Regions from separate parts of the Homo sapiens genome. Here regions 2 and 3 are each linked to region 1. A link is a contact called in ENCODE Hi-C or POLR2A ChIA-PET data. All regions are on one chromosome and are shown on one strand. Each heading gives the region's core, a stretch centred on a gene start or an enhancer-like site at or near the end of the contact. The rest is flanking DNA. Distances are from core to core; before and after follow the strand shown.

The links. Hi-C counts contacts between places; a loop is a spot of excess contacts on that map. ChIA-PET counts read pairs that join two places held with the same protein, here RNA polymerase II (POLR2A). Pooled maps may share reads with other maps.
Region 2: a pooled map shows a loop between it and region 1 (4-fold over the local background). The contact joins the enhancer-like site here to the promoter of TRIM45 in region 1. A Hi-C loop is called at or near these places in 4 of 50 pooled maps. POLR2A ChIA-PET finds 5 or more read pairs at or near these places in 3 of 52 experiments (CD4-positive, alpha-beta T cell, H1 and K562).
Region 3: a pooled map shows a loop between it and region 1 (11-fold over the local background). The contact joins the enhancer-like site here to the promoter of TRIM45 in region 1. A Hi-C loop is called at or near these places in 1 of 168 maps with a recorded cell type or tissue (naive thymus-derived CD4-positive, alpha-beta T cell) and 6 of 50 pooled maps. POLR2A ChIA-PET finds 5 or more read pairs at or near these places in 1 of 52 experiments (activated CD4-positive, alpha-beta T cell).

Annotation. Positions count from the first base shown.
Region 1 is chr1:117,119,628-117,123,771 of GRCh38, reverse strand. It overlaps TRIM45 (tripartite motif containing 45), which reads left to right and starts at 2,023. Exons shown (of 6, transcript NM_025188.4): 1 at 2,023-3,058. The coding sequence starts at 2,571. RefSeq lists an enhancer at 1,589-1,758 and a silencer at 2,069-2,258.
Region 2 is chr1:116,767,376-116,771,519 of GRCh38, reverse strand. It overlaps CD2 (CD2 molecule), which reads right to left. Exons shown (of 5, transcript NM_001767.5): 5 at 2,291-3,056. The coding sequence ends at 2,737. Among named protein-coding and RNA genes, the nearest start is that of CD2, 15 kb to the right of the region's middle. RefSeq lists cis regulatory regions at 1,542-1,573, 1,648-1,670, 1,745-1,768, 1,836-1,856 and enhancers at 1,342-1,871, 1,204-2,303, 1,004-2,303, 804-2,303. Within about 2 kb of position 2,424, at least 5 of the 41 ENCODE cell types and tissues checked have a DNase peak (open chromatin) inside an H3K27ac peak, as active enhancers do; they include CD4-positive, alpha-beta T cell, where a contact is called at or near this core.
Region 3 is chr1:116,814,915-116,819,058 of GRCh38, reverse strand. No RefSeq gene overlaps it. Among named protein-coding and RNA genes, the nearest start is that of CD2, 63 kb to the right of the region's middle. RefSeq lists an enhancer at 1,118-1,412. Within about 2 kb of position 2,463, at least 3 of the 41 ENCODE cell types and tissues checked have a DNase peak (open chromatin) inside an H3K27ac peak, as active enhancers do.

The DNA of each region.
Region 1 (4,144 bases), core at 774-3,273:
TGTAATTCCAGCTACCTGGGAGGCTGAGGCAGGAGAATCGCTTGAACCCTGGAGGTGGAGGTTGCAGTGTGCCGAGATCCTGCCATTGCATTCCGGCCTAGGCAACAAGAGCAAAACTCAATCTCAAAAAAAGAAAAAAAAAAAAAGGGAAAGGTAGAGGTAGCCCGAATATAATCTTAGATATGGCATCATAAGGTTGTGTTCAAGTTCCAGATATGTTAACTTGGGCTGGCCATCCAAGACCTGGCAAGACCTCTTTGAGGCCATTTCCTTACAATATTGTTAAAGGTTAAATGAGATACTGCTAAATGAGATATTGCACGTGTAAATTATGAAGTACTTCTGAAACAAGAGAAGCTTGAAACTACTACCACAAGAAATGTGATACAGTATGAACAAGAGATGAAGTAAAGCACAGCCAAGCAGCAGGGAGGGTAAAGGTGAAGTTCAAAGCAAGAATATATAGCAAACCCAAGTCCACACAGTTTTTGTGACTTCCTCCAGCCTACTGGAGAGGCGAATGCCGATTTTGAGAGTAGATGCAAGAAGGACAAGAGGCTGAAAAAAATCTAGGTAAGGACTATTTAAAAATCTTTGGAGATATGCTTAACATTTGGAAATTACTTGCACATTTTATATAAAGGTGGCATTTGACTCATTGGCGTGTTATATTTTGGAAATGGCCAAACATTTCATTTTTATATTTTATAATGGTTTTTTTTTTTTTTTTCATATTTTGGGGTTAACTTTTTTTCAGATTCCATACTTTTAAAAGCTTAGGCTCCAGACACTATGCCTATAGCATGAAACAGATAATGAAGGAATCAAGTGAAACAGTCGCCCACTGGGTACAAATTAAGTAGGGAAGGTCATGAACAAAGAAAGCAGTGAGGGCCCAGTAGACAAGCTGACGCAACTGGAGATAACAACAGGTGGAGGGGAAAGGAGCAGCTGTTTCCATTTTTGGAATTTTGGAGAATCAGGAGACGCCTGGTAAGGCCAGAGAAGGTGGCCGTGTAATTATAAAGTTAAAGGGGTCGGACGTGTTCATCTTCCCAATTAGTTTTAAGCCCACAAAGGGCTTGTCCCTCATTGCCACCGTCCATTGTCTCACTGTGACCAGGCAGGAGCCCTCCGTGATTGACTGATAAAAACAGCGGGTCCAACTCGCTCAGCTCGTTTCTGTTACACAGGACTGTGGAATCCCGGGTGACATTCAACTCCTTAGGTCATCTGCACTCCCCCCGGACCGGAAAACAAAGCCTTCCCGAGCCCGACAAGGAGGGTGGCGCTCCCTGGCCCGGCCGAAGTAAGCCCTCCATTCGACACCTCGGCTCCACGGTCTCCCGAACCGGTCCCCGTAACGCGAGCCTGAGATGCCCTCACCCCCGAAAAATACCCAAAGTCGGGGAGCCGCGGGAGTGCTTGTACCCAGCACGCTAGGCCTGAGGGACCTGTGAGCTACAGTAAGCGCCTGAGGACAGAGGGGAGCCTCGCAGCCTCAAACCCGCGTGGAGGAGAAACGTCTGGCGCCCCCGAGCGGCCGAGACCTCGGGAGCCCGAAAAACGTCTCCCACTCCCAGCGCAGAGCCAACTGACAGTGCCATCCACCAATGGGAGAACCCAGTCTGCGTTCGTGGGACGAGTCCGAGGGCAGAAAGAAGGCCGTCCCGGCGCCAAATCAGCGTGGCTTTTTAAGAGGTCCTGAGGCCTCTCTGGTCACCACAGAGAGAGGGACAGTCCCTGTGAAACGGTGACGCTGACTACACTATGCCGCTCGCTCCGAGCCTTGGCCTTTTCCTCCCGCCGCACTCTAAGCCCTTCGGCCGCCCCGCCCACGGCCTTGTCAGGTCCCGCCCCCCGCGTGAGTGGACTGGCGAAGATGTGGAATTTCCAAAACTTATTGGATGCTTAGTGGCGTCACTCTGGAGGGCGGCGGGGCCCGGAGCGGCGAGGGCCGCCGCTCTCGGACGGTGATTGGACTCGCCGGAGTAGACCGGGCTGGGATTGGTGTGAGGAGGGGCCAGAGCCCGCGGGCGTCCCGGGCCGAGGCGCGGGAGAGGCGGTGGACACCGAGAAGCCCGCCGGCGGCTTGCAATTCCCTCACCCGGCGCGCGCCTTTCGCAGAGGGAAGGAGCAAGAGGGCCCCTACCTCATCGTGCGCGGGTGGGGTCGGCGCTTGTCGCGTGTGGCGCGCAGTGGGGCGGGCGGCGGGAGGGGGGTGGCAGTGGAGGGAGCGAGAGGTGCAGGGGTGACTTTGTTGGCAGCAGGACTAGCTGGAGAGCTAGACCTGGAAGCGCATCCGGGGAGGACTTGCGGGGCAGAGGAGGGCGTGGGCGTGTCTGGTGTGGGATGCAGTGGAAAGGAGGGGGCCCTCCTGAGTAGATCTGTGGGTGATTCCTTCGAGGACGCCTCGTCTTCCCGTCTGCCCTTTTATTTGTCAGCGAGGGAGTCCCCATGGTCTCTGTTCAAGTTCTGGAGACTTTCTCTTTGGGTGGGCTTAATCACCTGCTACTAAATCGTAGAACTGCCCAGGGCCCTTTCTAATATTGGTCACAAACGTGAGGAGTATGTCAGAAAACAGAAAACCGCTGCTGGGCTTTGTAAGCAAACTCACTAGTGGGACTGCACTTGGGAACTCAGGCAAGACTCACTGCCCCCTGTGCTTGGGGCTTTTCAAAGCCCCCAGGCTCTTGCCTTGTTTGCATACAGTTTGCACCACGTGTCTGGAGCAGCTGGAGCCCTTCTCAGTAGTGGACATCCGAGGGGGAGACTCTGACACAAGCTCTGAGGGGTCAATATTCCAGGAACTCAAGCCACGAAGTCTGCAGTCGCAGATCGGCATCCTTTGTCCTGTATGTGATGCTCAGGTGGACCTGCCCATGGGTGGAGTGAAGGCTTTAACCATAGACCACCTGGCCGTGAATGATGTGATGCTGGAGAGCCTACGTGGGGAAGGCCAGGGCCTGGTGTGTGACCTGTGCAACGACAGGGAAGTAGAGAAGAGGTGTCAGACCTGCAAAGCCAACCTCTGCCACTTCTGCTGCCAGGCTCATAGGTAAAGATGGGACACTCCATCAGGTGTAGCTTAAGAGCAGATTACAAAGAGGTGTCAAGACAAATCCCTCGGTGAGCAGATGAAAAGGAAAGCCTTCTCAAATACCGTGGAAGGTCAAAGAGCAATATAACAATGCAATAGCAAATACTCCAGTACAACAGTTAACCCGGTTAGCCTAATATAGTACCTAATATATAGCCTAATATAGCAATAGCAATAAACCCTTTCAATTTACAAAGTGCAGCTACAGTTTCCTTCAGTCATTCGTGTAGTGAATAATTGTACTGGGTGCTGGAGAAACAGGAGAATGAATATAACAGCATAGATCCTGTTCTTGATCTCCTTCGATCTTGCAACTCTTACAGAAAAGCAGGCCCTGTTTTCGCCCCCATTTATTAATTGGGGAAACAAGCTCAGCAATATTATGTGATTTGCCAAGGTCCTACAGTTGGTAAGTGTGTAACAGAACTGAGTATTAAATCCAGATCATTTTGACTACATTCCAGTAACCCATGCTGTGCTCCTAGAATAGGTGATGATGATTGGCCGGACCTCAGCTTTTGCTTTGTGTACCTTAGAGTTACTCTGGAGCTTGGTGAGGTGGGCTGGTAGGTGTTAATTGGGGTGCAGACTATGTGTTTTATGGCATTTGGTGAATAGTTTGTCAGATGGATCACTTTTGTCCCTTCGTACTCTTACCTTACCCCATCCTAGGACACCAGAATATAAAATGACCACAGTTTTAGGATTAGCCTAAAATAGGTTTCGGGTTCTACTTCCATTTGTTTTCTGGCTACACTAACAGAACAAGTTTGTAGACTTCACTCTATTTTTAACTTGTAATTATGTGATAGTCCCTGCGACTGTCTTGCTGCCAGCCAAACCAGCTAACCCTATTTTCTCTGCAGCCACTCTTCTGGTGCCAGAATAGGCATATAAGCTTCAAATTGATACAATGCTAATGGAGGAACTCTGAACAGTCACCATGTTTTCCTAAGGATTTCCCTACATCTCTAGAGGGCTACTATAGGAAAGGAATTAGAAAGAGAGCTTTGATTCTACTAACCATTGGTTTCACACTTTCTT
Region 2 (4,144 bases), core at 1,175-3,674, 350 kb after region 1:
GGTGGTGCAGGGCAGAGAATCTGTCTTATCTTCCCTGGATAAGGAGGACAAGCATGTTGTGTATGTTCACTTCCCTTCCTTTCATCAGGACTGGGCTCACCCATTGAATCAATTGGCTAATGATAGCTTCAATAAAGTGCTGGCAGCGATATTGAGAAATGGTCATTGTACTCAAAAAGCTTCTTTACTATGCATTTCATCAATTCTAAAATGCACTAACATAAAATAACATTTTTTCACATTTTAATATCTCAGGAATGGGATTGTGACTGAAAGTTGACTGTATCTTAGTATTTGTTACAATGCAACTGAGAAGTGTTCTTCTCTTTCTTAGTGGCATGTAAAAGAATGATGCCACTTAAAATCAATGCCATCTTCAAATTAGTTAAATATAGTTGTTAAAAAAGAAAAAGAAATACAAAAAGTTGAAAACAGTAGTTGAAAAATCAATGACATCTTCAAATCAGTTAAATACAGTAGTTGAAAAAGAAACTACATGTTTGTGTAAACAGAAAGCCAAATGAGCCTTGCTCATGCTGTTGCCTCTACATGGGTAATTCTGTACCTCTGCTTCACCAGTTCAATTAATCTATTACAACGCAACCCAAACGTCCCTCCTCTAGGAAGCCCTCTTTGTCACCCCAGTCTTACCACTCAGTCTGGGTTCAAAGTCCTTCCTCTGGGTTCATGCACTTGCCTCTGACCTATATTTATCATACTGCATTGCATTTGTCCCATGGTTGGTCCGTTTCTTGCCTACCAGGTGGTGAGCTCCTTGAAAGCAGAGATGCAATTGTACACCTCTGTTTTCCTAGTGCCTAGCACAGAGCCTGACACATAGTAGAAGTTCAATAAATGTTCGTTGAATGAATGAACGATGAAGGATTGAATAGGGTGTATGTGTTTTGTACCATATGTAATGCCACAGGAGTTCAGAAGAAAGGCAGAGCCCAGGGCTGAATAGACCAGGGAAGATTTTCTTAAGGGAATGGCGTATGAGCTGTTCTGGTGAGATAGCCAATGAAATCACTCATGGGTATCATGAAGAATGAGAAAGGGGCAGAGCTAGGACCCTCATCTCTCTCTCTCTCTCTCTCTCTCTCTCCTTTTTTTTTTTAGACGGAGTTTTGCTCTTTTGCCCAGGCTAGAGCGAAGTGACACGATCTCACCTCACTGCAACCTCCACACCCCAGGGTTCAAGCAATTATTCTGCCTCAACCTCCCGAGTAGCTGGGGTTATAGGTGCGTGCCACGATGCCCGGCTAATTTTTTTTTTTTTTTTTTTAAGTAGAGAAGGGGTTTCACCATGTTGGCCAGGCTGGTCTCAAACTCCTGACCTCAGGTGATCTACCTGCTTTGGCCTCCCAAAGTGTTAGGATTACTGGCACGAGCCACCATGCCCGGCCAGAGCCCTCATCTCTCTACTGGGTAGATCCTGTGGCAATTGTTACCTAGCTGGATTTTGTGTTTGAATTTTGGGAGGCGATGAGGTTTCATTCATCATTGCCCTTAGTAATTAACTCTGGTTGCTGGAAAAATAGACTCTCAGATTCAGAGGAAAAAGTAGTTCAATCCTCAGTGAGCTGTCACAGGAAGTCCTGAATGTACTTAGTTTTTGTGGTTTAGCCCTCAGAGCTTCCTGCCAGAGTGTAACAAGGTTTAGCAAGTCTAAGAAGCCAAGGAGAAGGCGGGCAGACAGGACCACAGACAAGGCACCAGCATTTCAAAGCAGGTGCCTTCTCACCACCTATTGTTTTAGAACTCTAACTGAAAACTATTTTTTTCTCCCCACTTCCCTCAAAGTACAGCTGCATGACTGCTAGCTGGGGATGGGGTCTGACCTTTTAATCATAGTCATTTAAGACACTTAAGATTTGATTCAACTGAGTTGTCTCTTAGCCTATCTTTTTGTATGTCATCTGATGAGTTCATGACACCTCCAGTATCCATAGATTCCCTTGTTTTGAAGGATGACAGTACAGGTCATTATGACCGTGTCTGAACAGTCAAGAAAGTAAGACCTAAAATGTTAAGTTTTCTGGTGACTCCTGTTAACGTTTGTGCATGGAGGCTTTAATTCATTATGGAAATCTACAAATAGGTTGTTGGACCCAGCTTTGCAGCTGAGACCTGGGGAGCATGTTCGGGTCATTCTGGTGAGGACTAAGGAGGTCTCAGCCGGATTGAGTTGACTGAATTTGATCCTGCTGTCACACCAGCGAGGCTCTTTCTTATTCGGCAGCTTCCTCTCCTCGACACTGGGATCCTTCACACAATGAGCAGACACGGGTCTAGTCAAAGCTTTTATTTCACTTTTACTCACAGGATGGTGGGCAAGTGTCCACCAGGGCACATAAGAAACTCCAGAGTCTCTTAAGCAGATAGGCTGCTTGTAGTGAGACCCAGGCACACCAATCACTTGATTTATCGCATCTACACATGACCTGAGAGGGGACAAGAAATCTCTAAGATTTCTGTGCTCGGTCCTCTACCATTCTTGCAATCACACTTATATTGCTTCTCCTTACTGGTGTGATGGAGCTCTCTGAGGAGACCAAAAACTCCAGATGTTGACCACATGGCTGAGTTCGAAGATGCAGAGGTGGCTGTGGCCCACAGCCTCAGGAGGTGACAATGTTCTGCACACAGAAAACACCTCATGGAAGTACGGATATGCACATCAGGAGGGCAGAAATCCACAGTGCTTTTTATTGAAAAAGACAGTTTCTATCTTTTTTAATTAGAGGAAGGGGACAATGAGTTTTCTGCTGCCCCATGGGGAGGTTTTGGCTGAACTCGAGGTCTGGGGAGGGGCGGGCCTTTCTGCTGGTGAACTTGTGTGCCCGACGGAGCAGGAGGCCTCTTCTGAGGCTGGTGCTGAACACGGTGTCCAGGAGGCGGGGGACGATGACTAGGTGCCTGGGAACGATGACCAGGTGGTGGAGGAGGATGTTGGGAAGTTGCTGGATTCTGAGGGGTTGAAGCTGGAATTTGGTGGGGCTTCCGGCCCCTTTCTTCAGTAGCTACTCTGTGGGCTCTTGTCTCCAGCTCCTCATCTGCAACAACAAAACCTCAATAGAGTTCATCTTGGCCAGGTGAAATCAATGTAAATATTGAGTACCTTTTATATGCAAGGCGCCATGCTAGCTGCTTTGGGGGATGCAATGAGGAAGCAGAAGTTGCCCCTACTATCTGAGAACTCTAAGCTTGTAGGAGAGAAAGAAGTGCTCACCATAAGGTAGAGTGAAAGCCTAGGACAAGAGAACTCAAGGAATCAGCAGGAAGAAGACACATGGGTGGAGGGCTTTGTGCCTGGGGCTCCCATGATCAGAGAGAGCACGCAGACCTGGAACCCTACCTCTGTGCTGACCTAGAAATTGTTCCCTGAGAGCAAGAACCTCATGGTTAGAGCGCATGGGAAGGGGTTATGAGCAGTCATGGAGGATATTAGTAACTACATTCCTTCTGAGGCATTTCTATGTTAGATCTGCCTTTCCCCCAATTCTACTGTCATGCAATCCACCTTCCGGCAAGAGGTTGGAACACATGCAAGGAACTTTTTGTCCTTAGAAATTTACTCGCTTCTCAGAAATTCAAGACCTATGTTCTTGGCCTTAGGAGGGAAAGAACTCCTCCTCTCCTCACCCTTCAGGATTTTCTTCTTTGTGTGACTTCAGTCCATGAAAGCAGGCCTACAGCTACTCGTAATGTAGTTTTTCCTGTACTCTTAAAATCACAGGGAATCTGTGAAGGTGCCCAGCTGCTAGAGGCCTGGAGCACCCTGCTGGCCCCTCTGGACTCCTTTAGGCTGTAAGTTAGGTATTTCAGTCCCTGCACCCAAGGCCGTCTTTGCAGTGGCTCCAGAGGGAGGTAGGAAGAGAAGTTTTTCCCTGGGGTGAAATAATTACCTCTTTTTTTTTTTTTTTTTGAGTTGAAGTTTCACTCTTGTTGCCCAGGCTAGAGTGCAATGGTGCGATCTTGGCTCACTGCAGCCTCTGCCTCCCAGGTTCAAACAATTCTCCTGCCTCGGCCTCCTGAGTAGCTGGGATTACAGGCGTTCACCACCACGCCCGGCTAATATTGTATTTTTAGTAGAGATGGCGTTTCTCCATGTTGGTCAGGCTGGTCTCGAACTCCCGACCAG
Region 3 (4,144 bases), core at 1,214-3,713, 310 kb after region 1:
GTGGTAGAGAGGACTCTAAGTTCTTATTTCTGGCTACCAGCTTGAGCCATTTGGGTGTGGGTGTAGTGTAGGACTGAAACTTGTATCAAGGGTGTCTGAGACCTGATTTTGATTTTGGTATGAGACAGTTAAACTTGTATTCAAAATGGATGCCGAGATAACCTAAAATGGTAAAAAGTCACTATTTTGCAGCATTTGGAAACCATAATCCCTTGGCAAAAAAACAAAATAATAATTTTATAAAGGAACACACAAAATAGCAGTGACCTTATGTAATAAGACATGACTGGCTTAGTAAGAACTGAGCTTAGACACCACTGGGAAGAGTTAAATGCCATTTTTTTCCCAACGTATCCGTGGGCACTTGGGCCTCCCTTCTGTCTTTGCATCATTAACTTATGTAGTTATGGGATTTATTAAGTAAAGGAGGATCTTCTTTTGGGAAAAGAGAATTAGGATCTTGACTTCTCCCGCCACTTGCCCCACTTTGAAGTTTAAGAACATAAATGTGTGTTGATGGACTGGGGTGGCTCTGATTGAGATCAGAGTGAAGGAGTTAACTATGGTACCTTCAAAAGGAGAGAGTCTGGACCCAGAAGCAACCTACTCCATCCAAGTAGGTCTTAGAGGAAATGAGTACAGTATATGCAAATAGAAAAAAATAGCCCCTTAACTGTGTAAAATGTAGGTGTTGAGGACTGACAGTCCTAAATTGGATTTGTGGTGGTGTGTCTTTTGGCATGTTGCCTACTTCTGTCTAAGTCTCATCTATGAAGAGGACATATAATAATAATATGCATAACTCCTAATATTTAAATGAGGAATAAATATGAAACAATTGATGTAAAGTACTGAGTGCTATATGTAGCACATAATAAATGCTCAACAAATGTTATATATAAAACTACTAATCACACATATATCACTAAAGAGCTGAATCACTTGGGATTTTGGCATTTTCAATATGGGACATTCCTAGATGACTTGAATACTGAGGTCTTTATTATATCTTGGAGGATTCATCTTCATCTGGGAGATCTGGTCAATTCTTGCAGCTGGCAGTGAAAACAAGAGAGTACTAGGAGAGTTAGAGAAAGGTGTCCAGCTGGGCTCCATCTCTGCAGCCCTGCAGAGCTTTGACGTGGTTGTCTAATCACCACCACCAGGTGTGAAATGGTGGAGTGGGAAGCCTAGGAGACCAGCAGGTGGGGCCATCCCAAGAAAGTGTGGGGAGGTCCCCAGATAGCCATGGAGTGCAGCCCCTCTAGTGTTGAGTGAGTTTCTGCTCTCCCAGCAGGGGGCAGCAAGTGACGAGGACAGCCATTTAACTCAGGGGAATCACAGTCACTTGGGAAGAGAAACCCTAGGTAAACAGCAAATTTCTTATTAATTTGTGATGTAGTGATTCAGAGTGATTTCAATATTAAAGTAAATGTGACTGTATTTTGCAGTCACATGCTGGCAGGGCCAGAGCCTGTGGGTAATAATAAACATATTATTGTCAATCAATGTTAACAAAAGACTTGGGCAAATCACAGCAGAATGAATGCAGATTGCAAAATAAACACATGAAAGTATTTCAGCCTCACCAGTACAAAAAATGTAAATTTAAACAAGGTAGCATTTTTAATCTGCCAAACTATCAAAACATTTTTAAAAATAATAACTTCTGACTAGTTTCGAAAAAATTTTATGCTTTGGATCCTGTTTGTACATCATCTTATTTAGTCCTAATAGTAGTAAGGACCAATCTCATTTTATGACTGAAGAAACAATCTCCAAGAACTTGAATGATATAAAGATGTCAATTTGAGGCCGGGCACGGTGGCTCACGCCTGTAATCCCAGCACTTTGGGAGGCCGAGGCGGATCCGCCTGAGGTTGGGAGTTTGAGACCAGCCTGGCCAGCATGGTGAAACCCCGTCTCTACTAAAGAAAAAAAAAAAAAAAGAAATTAGCCGGGCGTGGTGGCGGGCGCCTGTAATCCCAGCTACTCGGGAAGCTGAGGCGGGAGAATCGCTTGAACCTGGGAGGAGGAGGTTGCAGTGAGCTGAGATCTCGCCATTGCACTCCAGCCTGGGCAACAGGGCGAGACTCCGTCTCAAAAAAAAGATGTCAATTTGAATATACATGTTAACCTCTTCTTTATCCTGAGAAGCTACTGAAATGATAAATAATTATTTGTTGTTGAAGGCTGTCTTGTGTATCGCAGGACGCTTAGCAGCATCACTGGGCTTTACCCACTAGACACCAGTAGCAACCCCAACTCAGTTGTGGTAACCGAAAATTATCTGCAGTATGCCAGATGTTCCCTGGGGGACAAATTCACCATGAGTTGAGAATCACTGGGATATGGGCTATCTGAGAGTGAGAAATTTCAACAGAATTCTTGCAAACTGGTGTTTGAAAGAGTAGGCTGGAAGAAACCACAGCTTGATGTGCCCACAGAGCCACCGTAGGGTGCAGACAGGATGACAGCTGGCTGGCCCGCAGCACCTCAAGGCTCAGAAACTTCCGGCACCAAAAGGCAGAGTCAGAGAATTAAAAATTAGATTAATTAGAATTCTGTTTAGATAATAATTTGATTCCTGGTCCATCTTAAAACATGAGTATGAAGAACTTTGGCAGGAAGATCTTTAGGAAAATGGGAGACTTAAAAGAATACTTGATGTAATGGTGCCAAATGTGAACTATAAGGAGAACAATGCAAGAAGAAAAGCACAATTAAAAATGCCAGCCTAAAGAAAAAGAGACAGAGAAGTCAATGCATAATATTAATATACAACGTGTTGAATAATATTTGTGCAGTTACAACAATTATTATTTTGTTAATTATAACATAACAAATATATTAATGGTAATTATAACAAGATATTATTGTTATATTACTTAATAATTGTAGATTTATTATTGCTTTGCTTAAACACAGCGATATAAGTTTATTGGGAGGATGTGAGAAGAAAAGAGTGAGGAAGTGTGGAGTTGATGTAAATTAGCTAAGTCCTAATCTTTTGCAGCAGTAAATGAATAGATAATGTCTAAAATTTTGAAATTATGAAATAAACATATTATTGTAAATACCTAAAATAATCTAAAAACATTAAGAGTAGTGGCATCTGGGCTGTGAACAGGAGGGCAGAGCACGGTAGGCCAGGGGACTGGTGTCTTTTATTATGTCTTTTGAGAATACTGATTTTTAAAATAATCTATGTTATTTTGATAAAAAATTTATAATATCTAGAGCTGTTGAAACTGTAATGAGAGGAACACTCTCATTTGTTGCTAGTAGAAAAGAGTGTCTTGAAAGAACTTTTCTGAAAAATAGTGTAACAGCTTCTATCAAGAGCCTTAAAATATTCATAGCCTCCAGGAATGCATCCTTAGGAAAAAACTAGAAATGTGGGCCAAAACTTATATAAAAAGCTGAATATCATGTTATTTGTAACAGCAAAAAGTTGGAAACAACTTAAATATCCAGCAGTTGGGGAGTGGCCAAATGAATGGGTAGCTATACACCTTTAAATATGTGTACGAAGAACTTTATGTGGAGACAGGCTTACAAAATGAGAAGTAGAAAAAAAGCAGGGTATACAACTGCTTCAAAGTCCTTAACTGTGTTAAAACACGGATGTGCAGAAATAGAACTAGAAGGGAATGTACTACCATGTTAACACTGGCTATCTCTGGGATTTGGGTAAATTTTATTTTCTTCTCATTTTTTTCTCAGTTTTCTAATTTTTCATCAGTCAGTATGTATTAATTTTATAAGCAGAAAGAACATTAATGTTACTATTTTAAAAGAAAAAGTAATAATCTTGAGTACAAAATATTTTGCCACAAAACAAAACCTGTCGCTGTGTGGCCAAGGCCTGGAGGGTGAGGGGGGAAGGTTGCTGTTACCTTTTTCAGGCCTTCCTGGAACCCATAAAGGTTGATTTCCCACTTTACAGTCAGCTAGAGACTAGGACTGGAACAAAAGACTAATGGAGGGTTTCACTTTGCATAATTAGTTTAGTTCATCAAGGCCTTGGAACATGCATTCATTTTCACCCCCAGTCTAATGGAGGCAGTGACGTTTGTTGTCATTTTCATGTGTCTGAATCTGTGGAGCTGGAATTCTGAGACTCTTTCCTTAAGTTTCAGGT